3 separate regions of the Mus musculus genome follow, and regions 2 and 3 are each linked to region 1. Evidence: chromatin contacts called from ENCODE Hi-C or POLR2A ChIA-PET data. All regions are on one chromosome and are shown on one strand. The core of a region is the stretch at or near the end of the contact, and the rest is flanking DNA. Distances in the headings are between cores, read along the strand shown.

What was found. Hi-C counts contacts between places; a loop is a spot of excess contacts on that map. ChIA-PET counts read pairs that join two places held with the same protein, here RNA polymerase II (POLR2A).
Region 2: a map of left cerebral cortex shows a loop between it and region 1 (2.1-fold over the local background). The contact joins the enhancer-like site here to the promoter of Sipa1l2 in region 1. A Hi-C loop is called at or near these places in 1 of 37 maps with a recorded cell type or tissue (left cerebral cortex). POLR2A ChIA-PET finds 5 or more read pairs at or near these places in 3 of 5 experiments (all embryonic stem cell).
Region 3: POLR2A ChIA-PET joins it to region 1 with 10 read pairs in Patski. The contact joins the enhancer-like site here to the promoter of Sipa1l2 in region 1. POLR2A ChIA-PET finds 5 or more read pairs at or near these places in 2 of 5 experiments (Patski and embryonic stem cell).

The regions. Positions count from the first base shown.
Region 1 is chr8:125,568,342-125,571,573 of GRCm38, reverse strand. It overlaps Sipa1l2 (signal-induced proliferation-associated 1 like 2), which reads left to right and starts at 1,711. Exons shown (of 22, transcript NM_001357372.1): 1 at 1,711-1,919.
Region 2 is chr8:125,315,949-125,319,180 of GRCm38, reverse strand. No RefSeq gene overlaps it. Among named protein-coding and RNA genes, the nearest start is that of Gm30713, 68 kb to the left of the region's middle. Within about 2 kb of position 1,505, at least 1 of the 3 ENCODE cell types and tissues checked has a DNase peak (open chromatin) inside an H3K27ac peak, as active enhancers do.
Region 3 is chr8:125,414,824-125,418,055 of GRCm38, reverse strand. No RefSeq gene overlaps it. Among named protein-coding and RNA genes, the nearest start is that of Gm30713, 31 kb to the right of the region's middle. Within about 2 kb of position 1,720, at least 1 of the 3 ENCODE cell types and tissues checked has a DNase peak (open chromatin) inside an H3K27ac peak, as active enhancers do.

The sequences.
Region 1 (3,232 bases), core at 462-2,961:
CTTACATATAATAATAAATAAATCTTTAAAAAAAGACTGATGTAGGAATTACTTCATCAGAAGTTAAAAAAAAAAGTTTAGAATTGGAGAGCGAGAGTTCCTAGATTCTGTTTTCTTAAGAATTCCCAGGGTAATGAGGCCTTTGAAGGGCAGAGAGGGAGGCTCGCAGGACAGTAACAGGAGATGACGAACCTATGGTAGCTCACTCTAGCTTTCATTTGCTTGAGAGATTGCTTGAAGTCATGTATGTCCACAGCATGGCTGCAATGACCAGAGAAGCCAGAAGAGGGCCTCTGATCCTCTGAACCTGGAGTTACAGATGGTTGTAAGTTGCCACTGAGAGCCTGGTACAGAAGCCAGGTCCTTGGCAAAAGCAGAGAACGCCCTTAACTTCTGAGGAATCTGACTCACGCTGGCTTTTAGACAAGCTCCGTTGAATGCCTCATGGCTGGTATTTTTCTTGGAAACCCCAGCAATCTCCGTACCTTCGCCAAAAGAGGCATTTTATATTTGTTTCTGTAAGATACCTGAGCCCGCAGCCACGCCCTGCCTTCCTCTCTGGCGCTGTATTCCACAGTCTCTGCCCCGGTTTAATCTGCCCCCTCCCCCACCTCACCCCCAAGCACAGAGCAGGGTCTGGTAAAAAGTTTCCCAGAAAGCACTGCAGCACAGGACTTTTCTCAGACTTCATGTTTGTGGAATGCATACACAACTTCTGCAAACGGTAGGTATAGGGAGACCATCCAGAAAGACCTCAAAACCTGGAAATCTCAGGAGCATAATGTCATATACAGGTTGCTGGCATGTTTTACAAGGCCCATTCCTACGCATTACACCTGTATTTAAAATGATATATAAGAGATTGGACAATGTGCACGCAGAGAAATGCAGCTTGGGTGGGGACCCACTGTTTAAACTTCACCAGGATGTGTGCTCGTAGTAGGAAGCACTGCGACAGGGAAGGAGAGATAACATTATTAACATTATCTCTTCCAGGGAGGAGTTCAAAGTCCCAAACAAACCATTTCAGGACTCTGGGGACGTAAGGTGGAGCCAGCTCTGCCACCTGCTCCGGCCTTATTTACTCCTCCTGCCCGTGCATCTCAAAATAGAGCCCAACGCCGCTCTTCTGCAGCCGGCCGCAGGTGAGGCTCCCGGCGGTTGGGGGTAAAGGGGGTAGACAGGGCCGGAACACCGAGAGCAGGCGTGGGCCCGCTCGTGCATCGCTCCTGGCTCAGGTTCCCCGGCCCGCGCGACTACAGCTTGCACTTTTGCGTCAAGTCCGTCCCTCGGGCTTCGCCAGGCCGTGGTGACTCTCAAGGGTCCGGACATGGTGCGAGCATGTACGAATGAGAGTCCACACCCGGAGAGCACCGGTCGTTCCGAGGGCACCCGGGCTCGCGAGCACTCCGAAGCCGGCCGCCTGTCCCCGTAAGCCGAGGCCTCGCGCTCGCCGCGACCTGGAGAATCGCTCTCCGAGGACGCTCGCGCTCGCGCGCGCCCGACCGCGAGGGGCGAGTCTGGCCAGGAGGCGCGCCAATGGGCGTGGGCGGAGCGCTCGGGGCGGGGCCTGTCCGGTTGGCCAATGGGCGTGGGCGGAGCTTTAGGGGCGGGGACCGTCCGGCCACCGGCCAATGAGAGGGGGCGGCGCGCTCGGGGTGGGGTCTTTCGGGGCACCGGCCAATAGGCGGGGGCGGAGCGCGTGGGGGCGGTGCCGGGGCGGGCGGCGGCGGCGGGAGCCGGCTGCAGACGGAGCCGGGCGGCCGAGGACGCAGCGCGGCGCCTGGCGACAGCTCGAGCCGCGGGCGCAACGGCCGCGCGGGGAGCGCGCCCATGGGTAGCGCGGGACGGCGGCGGGCGGCGAGGCCCTGGCTTCTGCGCGCCGGCCCTGGCGGGGTCCAGAGGACCGCGGCTCCGAGGTGCGTGCCGGGGGGTGCGGGGTGCAGGGCGCAGGGACCGGACCTGCCCGGCTGCGCGCAACTTGCGGGCCGCTCCCCCGGGACTCCCGCTCCTTTGTACGCGCGGGCTCGCGTCTCCGCGGGTGAGGACCGCGGTCGGGAAGCGACCGGCAGCGCCGGCACATTCATTTGAGCCTGGTCGCAGAATCCCGAGAATCAATTTCGGCTCGTCTCCCGGAGAGCGAAAGCCGAGGACAACTTGGCGTCACCCCTTGGGGAGACGTTTGTCGTCATTAACCATCTTCGGCTACATTAATTCAGTCCGGGCCAACGTCAGCACGGGCGAACGGACAGCAAGTGCGTCCTCACGAATTGGGGCTGGGCGATACCTGATTTTGGTCAAAACAGGTCTTAGGCGCTTCGGGTTCTGCTTGGAGTTGCCTCGGTCTGCGCAAGGATGGCTTTGAGAAAGAAGGCCAAACAGCGAGGGGGAAAGGCAGAATGCAGAACACCCCAAAACCCAAGTCATCCGCAGAAAACGGGGCGTCTTGGTTATTCTCATTGGTTTTCCCCAGTAACTTCAAAATAGTCCCAGAAATGTTCCTTTTGTCTGCGGTTTCACTTCTAAACTTTAACACTAGATGGCTTTCTTATGACAGGCATTTTAGTCCGCTGCCCGCTTGAGTTTCCTGCGTCTGCAGTCTAGGCTGGGATTTATTTATTTATTTAACGTCTTACAAATTGGAATGAAAGGAAGAAACTATCCCAAACTGCTGCTTTATTTGAAACATAGTACTCCCCTGTAAGGCTTAAACTGGTTATTATATTTCTTTTTTCAAATATGGAAAGTGGGCTTTGATCTCTAGCGACCAGAGGTGACTACGAATGAGCGAGCTGCTTGTTACTGGGCTCTGCATCGCGGAGGTCTTGATGTCTTTGGAGAATGTGGAGTTCTTGGGTGGGTTTGGTGATAAGAGCTGCATAGATTTCGACATGCTGTTTATGGCTAGCTGGAGCGGTTTCCGGAACAGGCAGCAATGGGATCTATTGCAGGGGGTGGAGGGTGGTTGGGAGGGGGGAAGAATAGTCTATCTTCAGTTTTGGGCGCGTGTGAGGCTGTTCATGCCTAAGGGTTGACCGGCAGCATTTGAGGAAGATCTGTAGCTGAGTGCGTCTGCCTGAGTCATACTGAGGGTTGTGTCACGGACCTCTGCGTTTCCTTCTCCCCTGGTGAGATCTGGCTTGTCTCTTCCCAGCACGGCTTTTTAATGACTAGTACAGTCTAGTCATTAAACTAGTGCCTCTAGTTAACCGATCAGTGGCCACAGCAGATT
Region 2 (3,232 bases), core at 256-2,755, 250 kb after region 1:
ATGTTCATGGCTGGCCTCTACTTCTCTACTCTCTTTCTGTCTTTCCCCGCCTCTACTACCCTCTTAACTCCCCTCCCCATGCCCTGAATAAACCCTATTCTGTACTATACCATCATGTGGCTGGTCCCTCAGGGGGAAAGGATGCCTCGGCATGGGCCTCCTAAGACACCCTCTTCCCCCATACCTCACCATGAACAAATCCCCTTATCTCTTTTTATCTTTTTATAAACACGTCAGGAGTACTGCTCAGAAAGATCACTAGGTGTTGGAATCTCACAGCACCCATAGAATGCACAGGCTCACTAGGCCTTCCATCTCTGTCTGTGATCACATAGTCTGAGAAATGTTCTTACTCATGAAAGTTACAATGTTTTTGGTGGCAGCTACCAAGATGATTCACAGAGCCCAGAGACAGAGTAGACCACAAGTCAGAGACTGGCCATTCAGAAAGAGGGGAGCTGGATGAAAATCAAAAGCTATTTAACCCTCCATGGCACCTCTGCCCATCTTCTGTACCCACCTCTCTCTGCCACCCATCTTGTCTCTCTGTGTGCTCAGATCCAACAAGGGTAATAAATCCACCCAGGTTTGAAGACCCTGGGGGAGCCATACAAGTCGTTGGTCCTAATGTCAGACTGCAAGAAAGGTGTCAAGAGGAAGCTATCTTCAAGGAAACTGGGGACTTAGGAGTCTAGGTGCCTTTGACCACTGTTCTTCTAGCTGGAGCTGCACAGGACACACTGAGAAGTGCTTTGGAAGGCTCTGGAGCAAGGAGATCAGTATCAGAGGGATATCTGCAGAGAAGATAGGTGGTGCCTCAGGGATGTTTCCATAGGGCTATGACTTTGCATGGAGTCTGCACTCATAAATCTGTGGCTGTCTCCTATATGGTGGACAGTCTGCAAAACCCAAGGATGTACCTTTCTTCATAGAATTGACACCAGCTCCTGTCTCCTGCCTGTCACTTGCCCCCCTCCCTGTAAGATCATGCTATGAACCCAATGTCTTCAACAAGTTTAGAAGCCCCTGAAAATGTCTGTAGGATTAAAGTCTCTCTATCATTCTGCTTTTGGCTGAGAATCCACTGAATGTTGTCCCGAAGTAACACAGAACATTGCCGCAAAGAATGCTTATGGTTCACGAAGTGACCATCCCAGCCCAGAGCTTGGCATGTAAGCTACTTCACAGAGTAGCCATCCCTGGCCAGAGCTTGCTTCTGCTCTCAGATTGTTGGATTGGCTTCATGGCTCATGTCCACAACGACTAGAGTCCACGGGCATCCAGCCCGAGCCGGATGAGTCAGGAATGAATGGAGGTCCCCTTCCATCCAGTTCCCCCCTAGAACCTGTCACTACCATGTGGCCTGTGTGCCACCTCCTTGGCCATTCAATATTTTATGAATGACACCTTCCAAGATTTGCTGGCATACTCTATGACCGCCTGCCTCCCTTACATCCTGATGTACTCTCAGGGACAGGCACCGCACACTGAGCCAGTCCAGATGGCCCTGGCTCCTCAACCAGCTCCCTACCTTGCCAAGCTAGACAAACACAGCCTTTTGACCTCACAGAAGTTGATGGCTCTGGGTTTTATTTCCCTGTGAACACATACATAGTCCCACCTGGTCATTGTCAACCTCCGCTATTGGCATGCCAGCTGAAGTCCTGGCACCCCTTACCTTCCCAGGGCTTTCCATCCATGTGGAAGGACCCCTCCCCTTCAGTCCTAGCTAGCCGGTTCATAGAAAAGCAAGCCTTCTAGTGGTCAATGGTATCAAGATCTAAATAACTTTAAAAGTCCCACAGTCTTTACATATTCTTAAAATTTCAATCTCTTAAAATTCAAAGTCTTTTTACAATTAAAAGTCTCTTTAACTGTGGGCTCCACTAAAACAGTTTCTTCCTTCAACAGGGAAAATATCAGGGCACAGTCACAATCAAAAGCAAAAGTCAATCTCTAACCGTCCAATGTCTGGGATCCAACTCACGATCTTCTGGGCTCCTCCAAGGGCTTGGGTCACTTCTCCAGCCATGCCCTGTGTAGCACACGAGTCATCCTCTAGGCTCCAGATGCCTGTACTCCACTGCTGCTGCTGCTCTTGGTGGTCATCTCATGGTACTGGCATCTCCAAAACACTGCATGACCCCTTCAGTCCTGGGCCTTCAATTGCAACTGAGGCTGCACCTTCACCAATGGCCTTCCATGGCCTCTCACAGTGCCGAGCCTCAGCTGCTTTGCGTGACCCCTTCATGCCTTCAAAACCAGTACCACCTGGGTGACCCTTACATATTACCAAGTCCCACTGCAGCAGGAGTACAACCTTGGCCATCTCTGGAACACAGCCTCTTTGTGCTTTCAGAAAACACTTCCCAGAAGATGTCACCTCAATGATGCTGGTCTTTTCTTAATCACCGCTAATTTCTTAGCTCCAGCTAACCAGCATCAATAGTCCCAGTAATTGGGACTCAAGGTATCTGAAACCACAGAGCCCTAGAACCTGACAGCACCCTGTAAGGACATAGGTAGGACAGAAGAAAGGCAAGGGTTCTGCCCTCTCCAGTGCCAAGGCCTCCTGAGAGTAGTGCTGTACTCCCAGAAGGGCCTCTGAGACATGACATCTAGATACAGCTTTCTGAAAGAGCTACAGTGTATCCCAAAGGGAGGGTGCTCACTCTTCCCTACCACCAGGAGCACAGAGTGCACCCCCGGAATCCTGTCTTCACCTCCCCACCACTGAGGTTATAACGGCACCACCACAAACAAACCTGTTTTACTTGGATTCTGGAGACTGAACTCAAGTCCTTGTGTCTACCATCTGAGCCATTTCCCCAGCCTCAGAATCCAAGACACTTATTCTCTACAGGCATAAAGTGGTGCTGATGCTGGGTATAAGGTCACAATAGCACATGTCAAAGATACAACATTGGTTTGCTCTTTCCTTGATGGATGGGGCCCACAGTTTAAGGTGGCTAGGGACTAGTGGTGGGGTGCAGGGGTTTGGAGTCAGGCAGTCTGCTGTGGGGCTGGCTCGATTGTTCCCTCTGGTCCTGAGTCCTAGGGCAAGGTCCTCAGATCAGTAGATACCATTTCCTCCAGCCCAGTGTGACCTTGACCGAAGCCCTCACCTCCCAATGAAGCTGCTGAGAGAACAAAACAAGGCTGTGCAGTGCCCCGCACAGAAGCCTTTCACAAATGCCAGCTGTCCTGGCAACATTGTGTGGAATCAATGCCT
Region 3 (3,232 bases), core at 471-2,970, 150 kb after region 1:
CTGTCTGTGTGGACTGTGACATGTCGGTCATCCCTGTGGGCTCATTTCGGACCCTGGTCCATATTCAGGACTGTCTAGCCACCTCTTAGTCTCCTGCTGGTTCAGAGGGCTAGGGATTCACTACTACATGTCACATACACGACTCTCTCAGCTTCAGGTCCCCTTGACCCTGAGAGTGTCCATCCTCAGAAGGTGTCACATACACGACTCTCTCAGCTCCAGGTCCCCTTGACCCCGAGAGTGTCTGTCCTCAGAAGGCTCTGGTGTTTCCCATTGTATGAGCAGATAAACTTCGACTTGGGGTGAAATCTTGCTCAAGCTTCCTCATTAGTCAGTTGGTTTTAAGCCTGGGCTCACTGTGTGTGTGTGTGTGTGTGTGTGTGTGTGTGTGTGTGTGTGTGTATACAACCCAGGTTTGCCTGAGCTCAGTCTTCCTGCCTCAGCACCGGAGACCTGGACTTGCAGATTCGTGCCACCACATCCAACTTATAAGTTGGTGTTTCCTCCAGGAATTCAGAGTTGTTTGTAAGGCAGTTGTACGACAGACAAAACAGTAGCAGAAACTTAGCCGGAACCACATGTTTGAAAGCTTAGCCATGACAGCCATGTGTCTGTCCAGGACCTGGGGCACAACTGATCCAAGTCTTTGATCTAGAGCAGGTATGATCTTTAGAGTGCAGCCAAGCAGGTCGGGTGAGCGTGCCTTAGAGAAAATAAAGGCTCCAGATGAAAACAGCTGGAGAGCCATCCCAACTTTACGCATCACCGTGGTCCAAGACAGCAGTGTCTTCTTGAGGTTGTTAAGTCTTCCCTCATGTGTCTAAGACCAGAGTAGAGTCATCTGTCAAGTCCTGAGCCATGCCTCACACACAGGCAAGGTGACTGTGGTCCATTACTTTTCAAAAGTGATGTTTCCCCGTATCCAGGTTAGCCAACCATGGCTTCCTGCCCCTGGGGTACAGGTAGCTCTGCACAGCTTCGCAGTGGGCTAAACAGGCTTGGTGACCGACACCTCTTAACCACGCATGTTAACTTGCTGTGAGGACGCACTCCTACAAACTGATACTGGAATCAGGCCAATAAAGGAAATATCTTTGATTTCAGAATAATTAAGCAGGTGCTTGTTTCTCACCTTGTGGGGTGAACAGTTGTGTGTCAAAACCTTCCCAGTCTGTGGCAGTTGAAAGTAATTAGCATAGTGGGTTTTTTTTCCCCTGTACTACGGAGAAGGCTTATTAAAAACACAAGTTGCCATCAAAGGGCAACGGCAGAAGCCTGTTTTGCTGAGCTGCTCGGTTATCAATGAGGTAGAAGCAGCCCAGGACCCCACCCGTCCATCCAAATGCAGTTTGATTACAGGTCATTCACCAGGGAGGGCATCAGGCCATGGACGCCACAACTTCTAACCTGCAAAGCCTACAACTAGAGAGATGGCCGCCTGTGAGCATGAAGGCATGCAGGCTAGGGAGATGGCTCAGCAGGTAACGGCACTAGCCGTTCACACCTGATGGCCTGAGCTCTGTCTGTGGAACCCATACAGACTGCTGGACGCAGTGGCAGGCATCTGTGATCCCAACACTCCTGTGCAGAGGCGCTAGGAGACAGAATCATGTGATGGTGGCAGAGTGTTTGGATAAGTCACGTGCCCTTGCGAAACAGTAGCCTGAGACTCCTGAAGCTGACTCAGAGCCAACCCTCAGTGAGGAGGGAGGCACCGGCTCATTCTCTGGTTTGGAGAAGGAAGCTGTGGAGGTTCCTCTTGGAGCTGACTGTGCTTCCAGTCAAACGGAGAGCTCCATCTCCTTGGAGATGAATCATCTAGCCAAACCTCTGTGTCCCTCTTGACCCCAGTGGCAACTGTGCCACCTCACTGTAAATGAATGCACTTGTGAGAAGTTTCTGAAGGATCCTACACCAGCTCTGCTTCATTCAGTTTGTGCCTCGGGAGACCATTAAGTAGCTCTGGATCCTTGGAAACCGAGTCAGCCTGCGCTCTTAGCATCCCAGATGGAGGTGAGGGAGGCCCCAGGCAATGCTGCCTGCACAGACTGTGGGTTACACGTTAGAAAGAATCTAGGTCCGTCCTTTCGATGCATGTGAAGTTTTCATGTGGAAACTAAAAACCAGGACCTCGTTCTAGGGATGCACACAAGCCCGGGGCCTGCTCCGAGGAAAGAAAGCAGGAAATAACTGTCACAGCAAAGAAAACAGTAGTAGATGTGTACCCAAACCAGAGAAACACGCCTGCTTTTCACTGGCAGACTCCAAATAAGCCAGATGCTGAGCTGCCTGAAAATTAGGCACATGCAAGACTTCAGCAGGTGTCACCTCAGATGTCACATTTGTAGGTAACATGTAATGTGTGTGGCAGCCAGAGGACAACCTCATCTGATGTGCTTCGGATGCCATCCGGCTTGTGGGCTGTGAGGCCAGCCTCTCACTGCTCGGGGGGGGGGCTGGCCAGCAAACTCCAACCCTGGGAGTATCTGCACGTCATCACCCTGACTGTTGCGGCCACCTCGGCCGGCAAGGAAGACACAACACGGTCGGATTCTTCTCAACAGCCTTTATTGCAGGAATGCCTCGATGCTGCTATGGGGACCCCGGGCACCCAGGGAGGTCTGCTTATATACTCTCAGCCCCCATCCACTCACGGCAGGCCACGCCACCTCACCAGGCACACAGCTTCAGCCAATCAGGGTGGCAGGGGCATGTCTCCACCAAATATGGACTTGTTTACACCGCCAGCAGCATGGTGCACCTGCGCAGCTCTCATGATGGTCGTGGCTTATTTTCAGGTGTATGAGGAAGTCAGGTGCAAGTCATAAAACTTAGCTGCAGTCCCGGGCGCCATCTTGGGACTGCTGCCACACCCGCTCCTCACACCTGACTTTATTGTGGGTTCTGGGGGTACAGTGGAGCCCCCTACCCACACAGCAAGCATTTTCCTGGCTGAGCTCTCTCCCCTAGTCCCAAACATCACACACTTTCACTCCTGGACACGAGCCCCTCCCCCATCCAACTCATCCTTCGATGACACCAGATTTGCCAACTTCTGAAGTTGTCCAAGTCTTTGCTCAGCAGATAACAGAGTCAACCGAGAACGGCTGGACTTTTTTGGATCTGTCTGAGTCTTGCACAGCATCCAGTGCCAGAACAGCCGACGAGAAACAGTGAGCTCCTCCCACCGGGCTCATGTGAATCTCCCTTTGACCCCTGCACTGTCCTCAAC